Regions from separate parts of the Mus musculus genome. Here region 2 is linked to region 1. Evidence: chromatin contacts called from ENCODE Hi-C or POLR2A ChIA-PET data. All regions are on one chromosome and are shown on one strand. The core of a region is the stretch at or near the end of the contact, and the rest is flanking DNA. Distances in the headings are between cores, read along the strand shown. Region 1 holds the start of Cant1 (calcium activated nucleotidase 1). Region 2 holds the start of Engase (endo-beta-N-acetylglucosaminidase).

Region 1 (2,855 bases), core at 151-2,650:
TAGACCTCTCCTCCTGTCCCCGCTGCTCAGCAGGCAGAGGATGTCATGCATTCCTGGACACACTGGTGCATATTACGTGGTAAAGGGGACTGAGGGACAATATGGTCACAGTACATGGTCCATTCAGTTGCAAGAAGCATTTACTTTTTTATAACAGGTCAAATGGAACAAAGAAAGCAAGAAAGCACACAGAATTCTGTCTCTAGCCAAGCAAAGACGCTCTGGGCTCTATGTGACAGAGATCCCTTGTCTTATCCAGAAGGAAGTAGGCTGTGCTCACGGGTTCCAGCAAGACTGCTAGGCCGAGGTCTAGGGAGCAGCTCAAAGGAGGGCCTGTAGCCCAGTCCAGAAGGATGGTCCTCAGACAAGCCCCAGAGGGGCAGGGAGAAGGAGTTCCCAAGGCAGGGTCTGCAGTACATGCAGGACAGTCTTGGGAGCTTGTAAGATCTAGTCAGTCAGGCCCCACTGACACCGTGAGACCAGGTTCCCAGGTCTAAGCTTTGTCCAGTATATAGACCTGAGATGGAACTGGGAAATGAAGCTGGTTACTGAGGCACTCCCGAGTGACTGCAGAAAGGTGCTTGGGTTTACTGGAGGCGTATGAATGTCACAGGTGCTAGGGGCAGGAAGCTCTGTAAGGATGGACCAGGTGATGCCCGACTTCGAGGCTGGGAGAGTCTAGCCGAGATTAGGGTTGTATGTGCAGAAAGGGACTAGGGGGTGTGCAGAAGAAGCAGGGGGTGTCGGTAGTCGGGTAGTAAAAAAGGATAGTGCACTATGCTGCCTAGGGGGAAGGTCCAATCTTAGATGACAGCAAGAAGAGCCAGGACAGGAGCAAGGAAGTGGGCGGTTACAGGTGAGGATGGGGTGCGTAGGTGGGTCTGTTAGAGAGGTGATCAAGTGCCAAACTGGAGAGCCCGTGCCCAGGCCAGGCAGGGAGGGAGGGAAGGTACTGTCGCTAGGGGCATTTGAAGCATGCTAGTCAGAAGAGGAAGAAGTTTCGCACTACTTCAGCACGGCACCCTCATCAGAAAGGGGAGGTCTCCCACACAAGCCAGAGGGGGAAAGACGTCTGTCTGTCCGGCACCCGTCACAGCCTAGCTGCGGGGGGGAGTTTGAGGTGCCTGGGGCCGGGCCGGACGGATGCGGGTGGCAACAGGCCCCAGAACACAGCGAGGGAGGGCACCCGGCCGCGGGCGCACCGTCACTCACCCACTGAGGGCCTGGCTCCGGAGCCTGCGGGCTGCCGCCTACCTGCGTAGGGCCGGACAGGGCAGGCGGCCACTTCCGCCCCGCCGCGCGCTCCCGGCAGTCTCTGTTCTGCGCCTGCGCCTCACTCTGGCCGCGCGCTCCCGGCAGCCTCTGCTCTAAGTGTCTTCCTGCGCCGCACTCTCGGTTGCCTACAGCCACGTCTTCCCGGCAGCCTTTGCTCTATGTGTCTTCCTCTACTCGCCCACCCAGTCTCTGCTCTGCGCCTGCGCACTGAGCGCCGGGCTGCTGGGAATCGTAGTTTTTCGCTTGAGCTTGTAATTGAGGCGCGGAAATCCAGCAAAGGAGTTGTCTGTCGTTCCCCAGTTAAGCTTCAGGGTTCTTTGCCTGGTCCCCCCGACCTTCGTCTCAGGAAGTTTAGAAGTTAGGACTCCTCTCTGCCGCCCTAGTCCTCAGACCCTCTTCTGAGCAGTTCCAGCTGGTCATAGCCAATGCTGACCAGATTCCACAGCAGGACCAGAGGATGGTGGTGTGTTCCCGCCGCCGACTGTAGTCAATAGCCCTTACAAACGGAGGACCCCGGTTCATCTTTTCCCAGCCTGCCTTGCCCTGAGCTCTGTGCTGTGTGATACCGGCTCAGTCCTAGACAGTGGTGGCATGTAAGGACTTTAAGAGGCCCTCATCAACCATGGAGAGAGTCAGCCCTGCCTCCTGACTTCAGCCTCATCCCTGAGTCTCCCAAAAGCCTTCTGGGAAGTAACCGATGCACAGTTGGGACGAATTCAAAATATGTAACCCAACACGGTGAAAAACAACCCTTTCTTCCACCCCTTTTTGTCCTCTGGGACATACACTAACTAACGTTAGAATATATACTAAATTACATGTGAAAAATAGAAATGTGCTGGGTTCCCTCTTCTGTGCTTGGGTTGGCAGGCCATCTTTCTTGAATTCTCTGATGTTCGTGTCAGACCAAACCAAGTCCCAATCAGCCACCTTCTATTTGTTACAGCTTCTCCACTCGGAATAGCAGATTGCTCGTAGGATTTTTAAAGCACTCTAGGTATTCCTTCCAATTCCCAGCTCCTCTCCTTACACCTGCAACGGGAGGCATGGTCCCGAATACTGTGCTCATCTTTCTCAAGCCTTCCTTTGCAGACAACACATAGCTGTGCAACTCTAAATAATACATTGCTCAGTTCTGCCCAGCTTAACCTTTATGAGAGATGGCAGAGTCGGTGTTCCAGGGGCGCGCGCGCGCGCGCGCGCACACACACACACACACATACACACACACACAGAGAGAGAGAGAGAGAGAGAGAGAGAGAGAGAGAGAGAGAGAGAGAGAGAGAACACGCATCTGTGTGGGTTTATATATTCACAGGTGCACTTGCGTTCCCCTAGAGGCCAGAGGACAACCTCGGTTTCTGGATGGCCTGGAACTGGCTGAGTAGGCTAGCCTGGCTGGCCACTGAGCCCCAGTGAGTCCCAGGAAGCTCTAGTACCCCTTGCACCAGGATTGCAACACCACACCCATCATTTTCGTAACATGATTTCTGGGCAGTGGATTCACCTCTGTGCTTGCAAGTCTATCACTTTGCCAGCTGAGTTTTCTTCTCAGCCCTGTCATATCTTTTAGACGGTGT
Region 2 (2,855 bases), core at 139-2,638, 58 kb after region 1:
GAGTTGGGAGGTGGAGGGACGATCTACACAGCTTTCAAGATAGTTGTGTTTGCTCCACAAGGCGTTATAGTAGATGACTGTGTTTGGGCTTGTGACCTGCTACCTTCTCTCTGTCGCAGCCCCACACAGAGCTTCCCTCCCCACCCTGGGTCAGTGGGAAGAGGTGTCCTGCCAACTGTGTCCCACAGATCAGAGTGTCCTGCTCCCCAGCGTCCCTTCCCTGGCCGACTGGCCAACAGGCAATGTAACCAGGGCCTATATTCAACCACCTTAGTCACCATCCCCACCCTTGGCGTTTATGGATGCTTGGGGCCTCATAAAGCTCAAAGCCTGTAAACAGTAATAAAGAGGCCCAGAGAACTTGGCTTGGGCAAGCTGCTGTGGGGCCAGAAGCTGCAAGCTGCAGAGGGGTATTGGGCTCAGGGAGGAGAAGCCATTTCCTCGTCTTCTGGCATTTCTGCTCACCGCTCTGAACACAGGACCATCAAGGTTACTGTGAATCTCTTCTGTGCCCAGGTACTGTGGGAGGTGCCCTCTGGCAGATGCAGCTTCCTGGACCCTGAATACTTGAGAGGATTTATTTCCTGCAGAACACAGGCTTAAGAGTAAGAAGAATGCATTCAGGGGAAAACTATCCATGCTCACCATGCTGACCACCCTACAGGACAGATGGAAACAGTCCCTCCAGGTCAGCAGCACTGCCCCCATCTCTCCACCTGCCTTTACTCCTAGGTTTCCCATCGTACCTGGCTATAGCATCCCATGGAGCCCTGCCTCAAGCTGGTTATAACACCTCTTTCTTTTGTTCATTAGTAAGAAAAGACAATCGTCAGCCTGTGTTGGTTATCCAATTCCAAACGGTCAGCCCTGAAAACATTTGCATACAAGTAACATTAAAGGGACCGAACAGGTTGTGTTTATATATACACACACGTAGATGACAAACATTAAAGAAGTAAAAATCATGAATTTGAGAGAGATTGGATGAGGTACACAGGAACTATTGGAGGGAGGAAAGGGAAGGGAAACATGTAATTATATTTTAATTTCTTAAAAAAAGCAGAATATTACAGGTGCCTGTAATATTAGATCCCATCCAGGAATCCAGGGATCCAAGGAGCCAGGGACCCAGGGAAGCTAGGCCACCAGTCTCTGTGGCCCAGTTCCAGGGCTCATTGCTAACGTGTACCGACTTGGTTGTCGCTGGCAGATTGTTTCATTCGTCTGGAAAGAAAACTTCGTGGCTAACTCTAAATAACACTTTTTTGGGTCTCAGAACCTTGGGCTCAGGATCCACGCAGCCCCGCCTTTCTCCTAGACCCCGCCCATCAGGTCCCGCCCCGTCTCTCCGGTTATTTAACTCAGGCTCTACACCCGCCGCTTGCAGAACGTGGACAGATCCTAGCCGGAACTCGGTGCGAGCCAACCGCGGCGCTGCACACTCACCATTGGCTGAGAGCTGCGGCAGGGGCAGGCCCAGGCTTGCGATTGGCTGTTGGAGCAGTGTCTGGAGGGCTTAGCGGTCGGCAGTCGCTGACAGTCATGGAGACCTCGTCGGTGCTGACCCGGGGAGCTGCAAGGCAGCGGAGCCCCGCGGCCCCGGAGAAGCAGGCGCGGGACCAGACGGAGCGGAGGCCGGGGCGGCGGAGGCAGGGGCGGAGGTGCGCACGGCTGGGCTGAGCTCCAGGTCTGGGCTTGGGGTGGCCATGCTGCCTGTCGTGCAGCGCGACACTGTCTGTCGCTTGCGGACAAACCTACGTCCCTCCATCCTTCTATCCCCGGTCGCAGACGGGCCACCCGAGCAAGTTAGCAGCTCCCTTGTTCCTAACCTATGACGGACCCTGTCCCAGCCCATCGGGATCTCGTTCTGGCAGTCTGGCGCCAAGGCTACTGCACCTTCCTTTGGCCCTATAGATTAGGCAATCCCGAACATGGATGGCTTTCTGTTCGTGTAATATTTGAACTGAATCTTTAGGGACGAGGACTGTACTAGGTGGATCAGAATGAGCAAAGGCACAAAGGCAAAGAAGTGGACAGACATACCCCCCTGGTCCAGGGTTGTAACCCCGTGGTCGGTGGGACACTGGGAAAGGTATCAGCACAAACTTGATGTGTCCTGCTTCGTTTTTAAACCCACAGCAGTGAGACAGATGGGCTATTCAGACTTTAGGATGGTTGCTGACCGACGGGAAAGGTATTTGTGGGTAGAAGCCATCCTAAGAGGTCCTTTTCCTTCTTACTGGAGGGACATTCAGGTGACAGGTGGGCATGGGCAGACGGGATGACTTTGAGTTCCTTTGGGTGCAGCTGAAGGATAAAGGAGTCAGCCAGGGGGGCGCCATCTGGAAGAGGAGTATTTGGTGGTGAGATTTCAAAGGCGGGTGTTTTGCATGGCCTGATGACACAGGCCTTTAATTCCAACTCCTTGATGGGGTGAGGCAAGAGGATCACAAGTTTGAGGCCCCAACCTGGTGTAGTGAGGCCACATCGCAAAAATTAAAATGGAAGGTCTTGAGAGAGATTCATGGCAGAGCACTTGCCTAGGATGTAGGAAGTTCTGGGTTTGAGCCCCTAGCACCACAAGAAAAAGATGACGTCTCCATTTTAGCCTGCTACTGTCTGGCCATCCCCGCAGTTCCAAAGGCTCCTCAGTTTACTTACAGAGGGACAGTGTGATTGATGGCAGAACCTGAGGAGGGAGCTCAAGTCATTCCTGATGGCCTCAGGCCCTGGGGGCTTTTAAGGATGCCAGCTTGGATAACTGTGTACCTAAATGGCTACTATAGTGTCACCTCACTACTCTTTAAAGGATACTTTGAAACATATTAACAAATGAACAGTTTCTGATTTTGCTG

The links. A loop is a pair of places that touch in the nucleus more often than their neighbours do. ChIA-PET counts read pairs that join two places held with the same protein, here RNA polymerase II (POLR2A).
Region 2: a loop to region 1 is called in a map of T-helper 2 cell, with 2.1 times the contacts of the local background. The contact joins the promoter of Engase here to the promoter of Cant1 in region 1. A Hi-C loop is called at or near these places in 2 of 37 maps with a recorded cell type or tissue (T-helper 2 cell and mouse trophoblast stem cell). POLR2A ChIA-PET finds 5 or more read pairs at or near these places in 3 of 5 experiments (Patski and embryonic stem cell).

What each region holds. Positions count from the first base shown.
Region 1 is chr11:118,417,718-118,420,572 of GRCm38, forward strand. Cant1 (calcium activated nucleotidase 1) reads right to left here and starts at 1,401. Exons shown (of 5, transcript NM_001025617.2): 1 at 1,213-1,401.
Region 2 is chr11:118,475,444-118,478,298 of GRCm38, forward strand. Engase (endo-beta-N-acetylglucosaminidase) reads left to right here and starts at 1,389. Exons shown (of 14, transcript NM_172573.3): 1 at 1,389-1,661. The coding sequence starts at 1,543.